2 separate regions of the Homo sapiens genome follow, and region 1 is linked to region 2. A link is a loop called in an ENCODE intact Hi-C map of the cell type or tissue named here. Cell type or tissue: A673. All regions are shown on one strand. Each heading gives the region's core, and the rest is flanking DNA. Links, peaks and the distances in the headings are about the cores only.

Region 1 (7,743 bases), core at 1,607-6,606, 940 kb after region 2:
TAATTGCTACAAAGACATTTTAAAATAAGATTAAATCCAAAGAAATCTATATTACACATCATAGATTTGTTAAAATTGCTGATGTTTTTCTGACATTTGTATGGGTTTATGTGCTTAAGAATCAGGTGCGAATCTTGATAAAAATATACATATTCAGAATGTACCATTTGATATTTTAAATCTTTGGGGATAAGGGTGAGAGAAGATTCAACATTTTTATCAATTTCTCAAGCTGATTTTGATACACCATGAAGTTTTATAAGAACTGATACAATTTTTTTTCTTTACTATGGCTGAAGGGTGTAAGTGAATTAAGGTGAGAAGTAATTTTCAATGCACTAGTCTAGAACTGTACAGATGACAAATGATATTTCAACAGATGAAGAAAAAATAAACTTTACTATTTATAGAAAAGAATTTGATTTCACTCTTTGATTCAAGAGTGAAAAACACAATAATTGAATGCACTTTGTGGTGATGGTGGAGTCTTGAGGTTCTGTTTTTATAAGTCACAATATTTCAAATTAACCATACAGAAAAAATATTGTATTTCCTTATATTGGCCAGCCAGAAAGTTACTGGACAATGTCATATACAATATGAGTGCCAGGCCAGGGTCCGTTAATAATAAAGGAGCTGGTGAGTGAGACAATTTAGATGGCTCAATGGGGTGTTTCAGAGACAGACTTTGTTGAAGTTATATTTAGTTGGCAGTTATAAGTTAGATAATTAAAATTATCTAATACTGAGTCAGGTGCGGTGGCTCACACCTGTAATCCCAGCACTTTGGGGGGCTGAGGCAGGTGGATCACTTGAGGTCAGGAGTTCGAGACCAGCCTGGCCACATGGTGAAACCCTGTCTCTACTAAAAATACAAAATTTAGCTGGGCATGGTGGCATGTGCCTGTAATCCCAGCTACTTGCAAGGCTGAGGCTGAGGCAGGAGAATTGCTTGAACCCAGGAAGCAGAGGTTACAATGAGCCAAGATCACGGAACTGCACTCCAGACTGGGTGACAGAGTATCCATCTCAAAAAAAAAAAAAAAAGAATTATCTAATACTGGATTCTTATGTGATAATTACCAGGTTTTAGAAATTTTGAAAAGTATACAAACACATAGAAATTCCTAAGAATAGTGACTCTTCATTTGAAGAACTAATGTTTTTCCTTTAGAGTCTATGAATGGGCTAAGTGTTGCTGTTCAAACGATTAGGATTATTTCACTAGTATTTAGAAGCCTTCAAGTCAGAAACCAAAGAAGAGCTGCTACTGAAAAGATATCATTAAGTAATCATCCACATCTCTCCCAACCTATCACCCTTCTAAGTATCCATTGTCTAACATCCCTCTCTCTATGTCCATGTGTACGCATTTCTTAGCTCACATTTATGAATGAGAACATGCAGTGTTTGGCTTTCTGTGCCTGGTTTGTTTCAGTTAATAACTGCTAGTTCCATCCATGTTGCTACAAAAGACATGATTTCATTCTTTTTTAAGGCTGAATACTACTTTGTTGTGTATATATACCACATTTTCTTTACCCAATTATCCATGGATAGACACTGAATTTTCCATATATTTGCTATCACGAATAATGTTGTGGTAAACATAGAGCACAGGTGTGATATATTTTTGATATATTGATTTCCTTTGGATAGATACTCTGTAGTGGATTGAATAGTAGTACTATATTTAGTTCTTTGAGAAATCTCTATACTGTTTTGTATAGAGTTTGTACTAATTTAAATTCCCACCATCAGTGTGTAAGTGTATTCTTTCCTCCACCATTTCCTCCATTTTCTCACCAACAGGATATTTTTAGTCTTTTTAATAATAGCCATTTTTTTCCAAGATAGAAGATTAGAGGCTTTTAACATGCCTCAGCCACTTGTAAATACCAAGATAATGCATTAAGATAAACTCTGTTAGCTTTAACACAAGAAGAAAAATGGGAATCCACTGAAATCATGAAGGACACTTCAGATCCTGGGGAAGAAAATGAGGGTAAACAGCCCCATGTGAGTGTCCAGCTGATAAAAGTGAGTGAAACCATAATACATGAGAGAGGCAGAGAGCTTCATTCTGTGACTCAGCTTTCCACAGGGGTTATGAGCAACCAGGCTGAAGCAGAGCAATTTGTTTCTCCCGTGCACTGTAACTAACATGTGGAGAGGCTTGGAGGTGTGGGAAGAAAAGACACTGGGAAAAGTAGCCGGCATTTTCCCAGATCTGGGACTGACAGCAGGAAGCCTTTTATTCCAGGTGCATATGAAGCCATTTTTAATCCAGTGGCATATAAAGCTATTCTTTGGAGACCTAGCAGTATGGCCATCCATGCAAGCATTTCAGTCTTGGGCCAGAGATTGGAGTGCTTGCTCTAGAATGGGTTAGAAACTTCTACAGCCAGAACTGTGGCAAGCACCCCAGCAGTAGGCACTGAAATTGTGCTCTCTCCTGCCACAGGCCTGGGGTGAGAGGAAAGCTGTCACAGTGACAGTTTCCTCTGGGCAACAAGACTTGCATCCAGGGCCAGCTTGGTGACCTGGAAATGGTGTTTGTGTGCCCTTGCTGCATGCCCCAGTCTGCTTCCCTGAGATTATGTTGTAGTGGGATTCTCTCTGCTCCACCTAAGAGCACTCACTCCCATGGACCAGCAATCTGAGGCACCCCACCCTTCATGAAGCAGAGATCATAGTACAGCAGGGCCCTCTCCTCTCTACACCCAGGCAAAACTCCAGGCATTCAGAACATCTGTTCATCTTCCTTCTGCATAGATTGTGATGCAGTGAGACCCTCTCTGTTCCACAACCAGGCAGGTCTACAAATTTGGAGCACCCATTTGTATGGATTAGCAAACTGAGGTGCCCCACTATTACTATGCAGAGATCCTGGGGCAAGCTGACCTTCTCCACTTCATGCCCAGGCAGATCTAGAGACATTCAGAGCAACTGTTTGCCTGGTTAAGCAGCTTCAGACACGCCACACATCCTGGGAATGGATGGTGGTACAGTGAGGCCCTTTTCACTCCACACACAGGCAGCTCTCCAGGCATTTGGAGTACCTGCTCGCCTGGATCAGCAGCCTGAATGATCCTACCCTTCCTGCACAGTGATTGTGGTGCAGGTGGACATCTCTGCTTCATGCCCAGGCAAAACTCCAGGTATTCAAAGGACCTGCTTGCCCAGCTTGAGCTGCCATGCCCTTCCTGTGCAGAAATCCTGTACCTCTCTAATTCAAACCCAGGCTGACTTCCAGGCATTCAGAGCACCTACTTTCTTGGCTCAGCATCCTGAGCTACCCCACCCTTCTTATGTAAAGATCGTAGTGTAGCGGGGCCCTCTCCGGTCCATGCCCAGGAAAATCTCTCGGCATTTTGAGCACAAATTTACCTGGATTACCAGCCTGAGTTGCAGTACCCTTCTTGTGCAGGGATTGTGCTGTAGGGCGTAGCTCTATACTCCATGCCCAGGCTAATCGCTAGACATCTAGAGTACCTATTCTCTTGAATTAGAAATTTATGCCACTCCCACCCTCAGTGCAGAAAACTTGAGGCCAAAGAGGTTTCCAAGGTCCGTGCCTAGGCAAACCTCTGGGCACCTGGTGGTCAAACACTGGATGCTTCTGCCTGCTAATAGGGGACCTGTAGGAGGATCTGTCCAGCCTGGCCCCCGTCATCTTTCCCATCCCAACCCCCGGAGGCTGATCAGGGAGGTGAAACTATGTGTACTCCACAGATGAGCTCATTGCTTGAGGCAACAGAGAACTTCTCAAAGTAAACGAGAATGAAGTATATTCGCAGCCACAGCAGCCAAAACCGGCTCTTACCTATCCACGCCATCTACTGGCTTGTGGGTCAAACTGCAAGCCCAATATAAAACCTATTGACAGAAGTGCATAGGGCTGCAGAGGCAAAGTGAAAAGACCCCTACCCAGCACTCTCTACAGTCACACCCCTCTAGGAGGCAGGTACAGGGAAAGGGAAACAACTAATATTATAGAGAAAGTAAGAAAAAAATCTTACCTGCATGAAAATAATTACAAAATTTATAAGTGCTAGTATCTTTGGATTAGAAGGAACCAGTGAAAGAATACTGACACCACGAAAAACGTCAAAGTGATGACACCAGAGGATCATACTGGCTCTCCAGCAATGATCCCTAACCATAATAGAAACTCAGAAATGAATATAAAGAATTCAGTGCATGGATTGCAAGGAAATTCAACAATATCCAAGACAAGGTTGAAAATCAACGCAAAGAAACTTCTAAAGCAATGCAGGTAAGGAAGAAAAGATAAACATCTTGAAAAGAAATCAGTCAGAACTTATAGAAGGAGAAACCTCACTAAAAGAATTTCAAAATACAATTGAAAGCTTTATCTAAGGACTGGACCGAGCAAAATAAATAACTTTAGAGCTTGAAGACCAGTCTTCCAAAATAACCCAGTCAGACAAAAATAAAGGAAAAAAGGAATTTTAAAAAGTGAACAAAGTCTTTGAGAAATATGGGAATGTGTAAAGTGACAACATATGAATTACTGGCATTCCTGAGAGAGAGAACAAATAGTAAATAGCCAGGAAAACCTATTTGAGGGAATAATACCAGAAAATTTCTCTTTTTTTAGAGAAGTAGACATCCTGACACAAGAAATAAATATGGCATCTGTGACATACTATACAAAATGAACATCACCAAGGCATATAGTCACAAGACTGTCCAAGGTCAATGTTAAAGACTAATCTTTAAAAAGAAAAGATTAAATCACATACAAAGGGAACTACATCAGGCTAATAGCAGACTTTTTATCAGAATCCTTGCTAACCAAGAGAGATTGGAGGCTTATTTTAAGCATTTTTAAAGAAAGGAAATTCCACTCAAGAATTTCATATTCCACTAATATAAGCTTCGTAAGCAAAGGTGAAATAAAACCTTTTTCCAAACAAGCAATAACTAAGAGAATTTATTATAACACCAGCCTTACAAAAGATCTTTAAGGGAATTCTAAACATTAAAGTGAAAGAATGATACCTGCTAACACAAAAACATACTTGATTACCTATCCCACAGACCTTATAAAATAACCACACAATGGAAGCTACAAAGGAAACATCTAACAACTCCATGGTAGGAAGAAAACCTCACATATAAATACTAACCTTGAAACTAAACAGTGTAAACACCCCACTTAAGAGGCATAGTTCCAAGTTGAGTAAAAAACAAGACCTCTCCATCTGCTGTTTTCAAGAGACTTATCTCACACATAATGCCACTCATTGGATCAAAGTAAAGGTTTGGAGAAACAGCTATCTCACAAATGGACATTTAAAAAGACCATGGGTCACTATGCTTATACTGAACACAATAGACTTTACACCAAAAACTGCAAAAAAAGACAAAGAACAGCATTACATATTGATGAAAGTTCAATTCAACATGAAGACCCCATACTTAAATGAGATAGTTAACCTATTTAGAGCATCCACCATTAGAGCAACACCATTGATAAAACAAGTACTTTGAGACTTAGGGAAAGACTAAGATATCCACGTAATAATAGTGGGAAACTTCAAACCCCACTGAGAGCATTAGGTAGATCATCTAGGTAGAAAACTAAAAACTGAGTTTTGGAAAGAAAATTTACACTTGACCAATTGGACCTACCTAATAAACAGCAAATAATAATAAACCTAATAAACAGAACCCTTCACCCATCAACCACAGAATATATAATCTTCTCATCTACACATGGAACATACTACAAGGTTGGACTCATGCTCAGCCACAAATCAAGTGTCAATAAGCTGAAAAAGAAAAAGAAAATCATATCACTTGTACTGTCAGATCACAGTGGAATAAAAACAGAAATTAATACCAAGAAGATCTCCCCAAGCCCCACAATTACATAGGAATTGAACAACTTGCTCTTGAATGACTTTTGGCAAAGCAACAAAATTAAGGTAGAAATACAAAAATCTTTGAAATCGATGAAAACAGAGACACAATATACTGAAATTTCTGGGATGCAGCAAAAGCAATTTAATGGGGAACGTATATATTGCACTAAACACCTATCTCAGAAGTTAGAAAGATCTCAAATTAATAATATCATACCTAGAGGAACTATATAAACAAGAACAAACTAACACCAAACATTGGTTCTTTGAAAGGATGAACAATATTGAATGACCACTAGCTAGATTAACAAAAACAAAACAAAAAGAAGTTTCAAATATGCACAATCAGAAACAATGGTAACGTTACAACTCATCCCACAGATACAGATTATCAGAGACTTTTATTAATAACTCTATGCACACAAACTAGAAAGTCTAGAGGAAATGGATAAATCTCTGTAAGCACATAACCTCTGAAGATTGAATCAGGGAAAAATTGAATTTCTGAATAGAGCTATATCAAATTGCAAAATTGAATCATTAATGAAAAACATACCAATCCATAAAAGCCTTGAAGCAGGTAGATTTGCAGTCAAATTCTACCAGATACACAAAGAGCTGTTAGTATTTCTATTCAAGCTATTCTAAAAAATTGAGGAGGAAATACTCCTCCCTAAGTCATTCAAGGAAACCAGCATTACCCTGACACTAAAGCCTGCAAACACATAACAAAAAGAACAAACTACAGAACAATGTCCTTGATGCCATAACAATCTTCAACAAAATAATGTCAAACCAAATCTAATAGCACATGAAAAAGTTAATTTACCACGATCAGTTAGCCTTTATTCCTGGGATGATGCAAGGGTGGTTCAACATATGCAAATCAATAAATGTGATTAACCATGTGAACAGAATTAAAACAAAAATCATATGATCATCTTAATAGATGCATAAAAGTGTTTGATGGAATATCCCTTCATGATAAAAATTCTCAACAAACTAGGTATCAAATGAACATACATCAAAATAATTAGATATGTCGGTGACAAACCCACAGACAACATCATACTGAATGGGCAAATGCTAGAAGCATTCCCCTTAACAATAGGAACAAGACAAGGATGCCCACTCTCACCACTCCTATTCAATATAGTGCTAGAAGACTTAACCAGAGCAATCAGGTAAGAGAAAGAAATAAAAGACATCCAAATAGGAAAATAATAAGTTAAATATCTCTCTTCACTACATTTGAAAAAAACAAAAAACTATTCTAAAATTTATATGGAAGAAATAACAGAGCCCAACTAGCCAAAGCAATCCTAAACAAAAAGAACAAAGTTGCCTGGGCATGATGGCTCATGACTGTAATCCCAGCACTTTGGGAGGCTGAAGCAGGTGGATCATGAGGTCAGGAGTTCGAGACCAGCCTGGCCAACATGGTGAAACCCCGTGTCTACTAAAAATACAAAAATTAGCTGGGCGTGGTGGCACACACCTGTAATCCTAACTACTCAGGAGGCTGAGGCAGGAGAATTGCTTGAACCTGGGAGGCAGAGGTTGCAGTGAGCTGAGATCACGCCACTGCACACCAGCCTGGGCAAGAGAGCAAAACTCTGTCTCAGGAAAAAAAAAAAAAAAGAACAAAGTTGGAGAGATCATATTACCTGACTTCAGACTATACTAGAAGGCTACAGTAACCAAAACGTCATGGTGTTTGTACAAAAACAGAAACATAAACAAATGCAACAGAATAAAGAACCCAGAAATAAAGCTGCACACCTACAGCCATCTGATCTTCGACAAAGTTGACAAAAATAAACAGTGGAGAATGGAATTCCTATTTTAA
Region 2 (7,743 bases), core at 1,325-6,324:
GTCACACAGAGAAATATTAAAAATAATGGCATATTTTCTTTACAGGAGTAAAACGAATTCATCACCTTTGTGAACATGATATTTATGTACATTTTATGTGGTAAATTATTTACTTCAAATGGATTTGTGTATCAGAAATGACAGGAATGTCAAAACTATTTATGAATGGTTATAATTAAGAATACTTGACTTTTGTGAAAATTTAGAGATCAAAAATATTTTTTCAACTTGGTTTATATGTGTAGCAGAAGGCAGCCTAAAAAAAAAGAAAGTTAACTTAGAGAGTAACCAAGGAAGAAATTACAACAGAGTTCTTTTTAGAAACTATGCAATCCAGAAGACAATAGAGGGCATCATCTTAATAATACAGCTTGAAAGAAAAAAAGTAAACCCTAGAATTATATACCCAGTGAAAATATCCCTAAAAAAGGAAGGTGAAAGTCTTTTTTTACACAGCAAAAAGCAGAAATAACTCCTTTCCAGCAGACATGAAATGTTAAAAGAAGTTCTTTAGACAGGAGTATAACAAGAGATAGAAAGTTAGATATGAACAAAGAAAGGATTGTAGAGGCCAGGTGCGGTGGCTCATGTCTGTAATCCCAGCACTTTGGGAGGCGGAGGTGGGCGAATCACCTGAGGTCGGGAGTTCCAGACCAGCCTGACCAACATGGAGAAACTCCGTCTCTACTATAAATACAAAATTAGCCGGGCGATGTGGTCCATGCCTGTAATCCCAGCTACTTGGGAGGCTGAGGCAGGAGAATCACTTGAACCTGGAAGGTGGAAGGTGGAGGTTGCGGTGAGCCAAGATCGTGCCATTGCACTCCGGCCTGGGCAACAAGAGTGAAACTCTGTCTCAAAAAAAAAAAAAAAATTAAAACAAATAAATAAATAGAAAGGATTGTAGAAATGGGAAATGTGAGAGTAAATAAGAAGTTTACCTTTTAAAAGTTTATAACATATGTAAATATAGAGATGTAACATGCATAAAAATAAAGGACAATGCAGGAAAGAAAATATGTGGAAGTATATTGTTTGAAGATTCTTATGCTACATGTGAAGAAACATATAAACTAAATAGACTTCTACATACTAAAGAAATGTAGATAAATATTTTTCACAAAGAGAACTCGAGATTCAGATGGCTTCACGTAGTCAACATGGTCATATAATTTCTAGACAGCATAATAAAGGCATGAAAAGAAAATAAAAGGCATAAAGATTGTGAAGAAAAAAATAAAATTGTTCTGATTTGTAGATGACATAATTGTCTACATATGAAATCTGAAGGAACCTAAACCAACAAACAAAAGCCAGCTACTAGAATTAATAAGTGAGTTCGTCAAAGTCGCAAGATACAAACTAAACATACAAAATTAATTGTATTTCTGTATACTAGCAATGAACCTGTGGGCATAAAAATTAAAAATACTTTTTCATAAAGAAAACACTTCTATGAAATAGTTGTAAATGAAAACATGTACAGGACTTATATGCTGAAAACTACAAAATGCTGATGAGAGGAACACAGCATCTCAATAAATGGAGAGACATAATGTGTTTGTAGATTGGAAGACTCAGCATGGTGAAGATGACAATTCTTTTCAAGTAGATATGTAGGTTTAATGCAATCTCATCAATATCCCAGCAAGATATTTTGTAGATATAGACAAGATTATTCTAAAATTTATATGGAAAGGCAAAAGAACTAGAATAGCTAAAACAATTTTGAAAAAAGAATAAAGTGGAAGGAATCATTCTACCTGATTCAAAGACATTATATGGCTCTAGTAAGCAAGTCTGTGTAGTAGTATTCGTGGAGGGATAGATACATAAATTAATGAAACAGAAGAGAGAACCCAGAAATAGACCTATGCAAATATGCTTGAATTTTGACGAAGACAGAAAAGCAATTCAATAGAGGACAGATTACAAACAGAGAGCTGGAGCTATCATACATCCATAGGCCAAAAAATGAACTTTGAGCTAAGTCTCACTTTGTATGCAAATAAACTAGAAATGGATCATGGAATTAAATATAAAGCATAAAAATGTAAAACTTTTAGAAAAAAAAATCATAGAGAAAATCTTTAGGTTTGGGCTAAGCCAGAGGTCTTAGACCTGACACCAGAGGCCTGGTCCATTAAAGGAAAATTCAGTGAATTAGACTGCATTAAATTTGGAAATTTTTGCTATGTGAAAGACGTCGTTATAGGGAATAAAAATTCAAGCCACAATCTATTATAGGAGAAAATATTTGCAAATTACATATCTGATAAAAGACTAGTATGTAAATTATATTGAGGACACTCAAAACTTAAAGAACAATCAATTAGTAAAAGGACAAAATCAATGAAAAGACACATCACCAAGGAGGATATATATATGGCAAATAAGCAGATGAAAAGATGTTCAACATCATTAGCCATTAGGGAAATGGAAATTAAAACTGTACACCAATGTTCATAGCAGCTTTATTTGTAATATCCACAATCTAGAAACAACCTAAATGTCCTTAAAGGGGAGGAGCAGTATTGTATGATATGGATGTGCCACAGTTTAACTGTGATCCTTTCCTAAGTTTGTTTAACTGTGGTACATCCATATCATACAATACTACTACACCCCTTTATGGACATCTAGGTTGTCAGATGACCTAGATGGATGTGGTACATCCATATCATACAATACTACTTAGCAATAAAGCAGAACAAACTGTTGGTACATACCATGACCTGTGTAAATTTCCAGAGACTTACACTTAATGAAAAAAGCAAGACCCAAAGGTTCTTATATTGTATGATTCCATCTATAGAACATTCTTGAAATGACAAAATTATAGAAATGGAGAACAGATTAGTGGTTGCAAAGGGTTAAGGAAGTAGTGCAGGGCAGGAAGGATGTAGGGATGGCTACAAAAAGGCAACATATGGGATCCTTGTGATTACAAAAATGTTCTATATCTTGACTATGTCAATGATGATATTTTAGTCATTTTGCATGGGTGAAACCAGGGTAAAGAGTAAATGGGATTTCTCTGTATTTTTTTATAACTGAATGCAAATTAACAATAATTTAATGTAAAAAATTTTAATTAAAAATTATATACATATGAAAAAAGTTACTAGGCTAAAACCTGCTCCTCTGAAGATATGGGTACTTAAGGATAGTTTATTTCTTCCAACCTAAGATAAATTTAGGGGCACTTTACTTTATATGCGTATGGCCTTGAAAATTAACTATTCTATATGGTTGGAGAGCCCAGACTTTTTATGGGTACAATATTCATATTTTTCCAGAGACATGTAAGTTAGCAAAAATAGAACTCAAAAAAAGTTGTGTTTATTTTTCCAAACAATAGGTGGCATCTGAGTTTCACAAACTGATAATTCATGCTCATATCAGGAAATACAGTTGTATTTTTCAAATTAATTTAAAATTTAGTTTACATAGTACTCATCATGGTTTATATTTATAAGTATTGATTAATTAAAAGAATACACAATTTTTTCTAAAATTAACACTGGGAATTTTGCTAGTTTTGAGGGAAAATATGAAAATATGCCATAGATTTCATAACGTAATGTTACATCTTTTTGAATATGTTATAATTTATACATTGTATAAGAATACACTTTTACTCTCGAATCTGTACTGGAAGTTTTAACTAAAATTTAGTGAATTCTAATGCATGTAAAATGTTAATTTTTCTAATTTTCTTTCACATTATTCAGCTGTGTAGAAAAATCTAATATAAGTATTCAGTATATGAATGATACATAACTTCATTTTCTAATAAAACTTACATTATTTGGAAATACCAACCTTCTTGACTCTGTCAACTTTGACTACTGTTTTAAACCTCAGGCACCAAATGTTTTCTTGTTTCCCTCCCTTTCACAGTTTGGAGCTTATTCTTGGGGACTATTCTAAGCCTGAGGAACCAACAACCCAAGGTGAGACTAATCATTTCCTATTGTTTTCGGGTATTGAATACCTCTATATCAGTTTTAAAAAAAGAAAAGTCTGGAGCCTTTTGTGTTATTTTTCCTAGCTGTAAGACTATAAACTCTCGTACATATTCAAAGCTGTTGAGTTTATTCTTTCCTAAGAACCGCTAGGTTATACTGGCTCTGAATATCTTTGTATTTTGTTCTCATCCTTTTATGGGGCCTGCCAGCACACAACCCTATGGCGAAAGCCACCTGCCTGCTTTGCCGTAACTACCTGGGTCTGGCTCTCAGGCTTCATCTCCCTAGCTCAATAGGATAAAAGCCCGAACTCTGCACAAATGAGTGGTGGAAACAATGCCAGGTTTTCTCTTTAAAAAATGGATTTGGATTCATCCCCTGCCATTTTTGAACTCTAAAGCTATGGTTAAGTTTTCAAACCTATCTGAGGCTCATTTTTATCGACGACATAATCTGTTGTGAGAATTAATTTAGGTTAAATATTACATTTGTAATCCATTCTGTAATGGGGCCTTATTTATTTTTTGTTGTTCATTAGAAAATAAAAATTTAAAAATGAAATCAATATATAAATTCAAGCTATTGTCAAAAGAGTAATAAATATAAATTTTGAGTAATACCTAGCTGGCATAGCTGGCAGTTGTATGTAAGCTACAGGAAATTTTTAAAAACAGAAAAAAACATTTTTTTTTTACTTCAAAAGTTAGTGTTCAGAGTAGACAGAGTAGAAATGCCCTTCCTTCCTTCCTTCCTCCCTTTTCCTCCCCTCCCTCCCTCCCTCCTTCTCTCCCTCCCTTCCTCCCTTCCTTCCTTGTTTCCTTCCTTTCTCTTTCTTTCTCTTTCTTTTTCTTTCTTTCTTTCTTTCTTTCTTTCTTTCTTTCTTTCTTTCTTTCTTTTCTTTCTCTCTCTCTCTCTCTCTCTCTTTCTTTCTTTCTTTCTCTCTCTCTCTCTCTCTCTGTTTCTTTCTTTCTCAGAGTCTCACTCTGTTGCGTAGGTTGGAGTGCAGTGGCACAATCTTGGCTCACTGCAACCTCCACCTCACGGGTTCAAGCGATTCTCCTGCCTCAGCCTCCTGAATAGATGGGATTACAGGCATGTGCCACCACTCCTGGCTAATTTTTGTATTTTTAGTAGAGACGGCGTTTCGCCATGTTTATCAGGCTGGTCTCAAACTCCTGACCTCAGGTGATCTGCCTGTCTTGGCCTCCCCAAAGTGCTGAGATTACAGACGTGAGCCACCGTGCCTGGCCGAAATGTTCTTTATGTAAAGGTATTACCTGTTTGATCAAAATATTACTATAAAATCTTCAAGGTGGGAGTTTGGAAAAACAGAAGCAGTCACAAAGAGGGTTTATTTTCACTAGACAGAAAGTAAAGACAGACTTCAGGAGAGATGAACAATGTTGGAAGGGCTTTGGTACTCTGGGAAGTGTGTGTGTTTGTGTATTGTGTTGTTGCTATTAATACTAAGTCCCTACCTGAGCCATACGGATAAACAATAGAGGAGATGTGGTTCCACAAAAGAAAACAGAGGGACTGCTCCACATTTGTATAATGAGGATAGTATCTCTTAAATCATAGTACTGAGGTGAGGATTAAATGGAATAAAGTATATATTGCCTGATGGATGCAATGAGTGGCCCAAAATAAGTGCTCAACAAATGGTGGTACTAGGAGTAATAATAATTTTTATTTTTGTTTGTAAATAGGATGATTTTTATTGTTGTTAAAGTAGTAATTTTCTAAAACAGTTTTAGGGTCATATTTGTTATCTTAATTATTTTATCAGCCTACAAATGAAGGATAATTATTTGAATATAATCTTTGCAGAGCCATTATGTAAAGGTGGCACTTCCTCCAATTATATCCTTAATTTGTTTATTATCTCCATGCCTAATCAAGGTCCTCTGAATTACCACAATAAAATTTTCTGTATCTTAAAAAAAAAAATACTGAGTCAAGAATTTGAATGCATGGTTGAAAACCTAAACTAAGACATCATCTTACAGCAATGTACTATCATATCATAGTCATATACTACCAAATATTTAATAACTTTATGAGAGTATATCTTCTCTCTGTAAGGACAGCTTTTTGAATGGTAATGCTTTATATTTTTGTGTCCCTAAGAGTATCTAGCACTATTAATCAGATTAATATGTAATCTGACTACATAGTAGATGCTCAATGAGTATCTTGAGCTGGAAAGTTAGGCTTTCCAGCTCTAAAAATAAATTCTTAAAGTCTACATCTAGATTACCAAATTTTTTTTTGTTTGTTTTTAAGACAGAGTCTCGCTCTGTCACCCAGGCTGGAGTGCACTGGCGCAATCTCAGCTTACTGCAAGCTCTGCCTCCTGGGTTCACGCCATTCTCCTGCCTCAGCCTCCCGAGTAGCTGAGACTACAGGTGCCTGCCACCACGCTTGGCTGATTTTTTGTATGTTTAGTAGAGATGCAGTTTCACCGTGTTAACCAGGATGATCTCGATCTCCTGACCTTATGATCCGCCTGCCTCAGCCTCCCAAAGTTCTGGGATTACAGGTGTGAGCCACCATGCCCAGCCACAAAATGGTTTTTATTAATTCTGAAGTACACATCAATGCATATATTTTATTTTAGCTTTTCCTTTTAGTCTCTTCAAGGATTTACTGTAGCCAAATCCATTTAATAAAGAGTTATTTATTTTACATAAATTCAGTGCATTGTAATAGAGAGTAGGGAGGACACCAGCTGTATTTCCACTTGATGACTGGTATCTTTTAAATATATTTGTGTATGCCAAGTCTAGGTAGTGAGGAAAATGTTTTGCCTAAGATTTGCATCTAATTAACACATAAGGGAAAAATTCCTATATCAATGGAAGTAACATAATCACTTATTCAAACAGTCTTTCAGAATTTACTATGAATTTGACTTATGTAGGGAATACGGGTAAATGTTAGGTGCCTTAATCATGCCTCAACTTTTTTTCCTTTTACCTCTAAGTTTATACTGTCTGTGAATTATCGAAGCATTTACAAGTGATTTAATAATGTATCCAGATATTTTTTATATAAGCAAGCTATACTAAATTATTTTAAATTTGAATTCCATACCAAAGGTGTTTGGCAACTCTTCTGGTGCACTAAGATTTTAACTAAACTCTTCGCTGGGGAGAACATGGTTGGAAATTACGTAGTACATAAGTTCCTTGTACTGTGGTATTTTTCTTAGTTGATTTACTTTTGCAATCATTATATTTATTATTAACTAGCCAAATCAAATTAAACCTGCTGTATTTAGAGGAAACATGGCCTTTGTGTTCTGTGCTGAAACATTTTATCCAAAAACTGACCATCAGCAAATTTCATCAATATTGAGTTCCATTGTCCAGTGTGAAGCAGAACCTTCCCCCACTGCACATACACTCATGGGTAGAGGACTCAAAGAGGAGGGCAATAACATGGTCTGTTGCTTTTTATTTATGAAAACATGGTTCTCATTTTGTCTGCTCTGGATAGGAATAAAGTAGCACATTGCGAACACTTTTACTGTTCACTTATCTGTAGAAAATGGTTTCCATGAACAAATTTAAATAAGGGAGAAATATGCTTAGATTTTTTTTTGTGTGTGTAGAACAAATGCTGCCATCGTATAATATTTCTTTTTGCTTGGCAACACTGCTGAGATCAGCAGAACTTGTCGGCGCTGTAAACTGTCTAATAAATTTCCTGTCCTACTATATATTAAAAATAACGCAGTGATCTGACAGACATATCATCAGTAGAAATG

Evidence for each region. Hi-C counts contacts between places; a loop is a spot of excess contacts. Peaks named below come from ENCODE experiments on the same cell type or tissue, not always from the same donor. Only the 100,000 strongest peaks of a DNase experiment are listed, where the experiment ranks them.
Region 1: it touches region 2 in a loop (5-fold over the local background); 5 of 110 quality-filtered maps call a loop at or near these places.

Annotation. Positions count from the first base shown.
Region 1 is chr7:119,194,286-119,202,028 of GRCh38, forward strand. No RefSeq gene overlaps it. Among named protein-coding and RNA genes, the nearest start is that of LINC02476, 710 kb to the right of the region's middle. In A673, for the core only: a CTCF peak has its summit at 3,849 (motif pointing left); a DNase peak (open chromatin) is centred at 3,826.
Region 2 is chr7:118,255,934-118,263,676 of GRCh38, forward strand. LOC102724495 (a long non-coding RNA gene) reads left to right here and starts at 3,902. Exons shown (of 3, transcript XR_428238.2): 1 at 3,902-3,956. In A673, for the core only: a CTCF peak has its summit at 3,357; no DNase peak of the experiment used is centred there.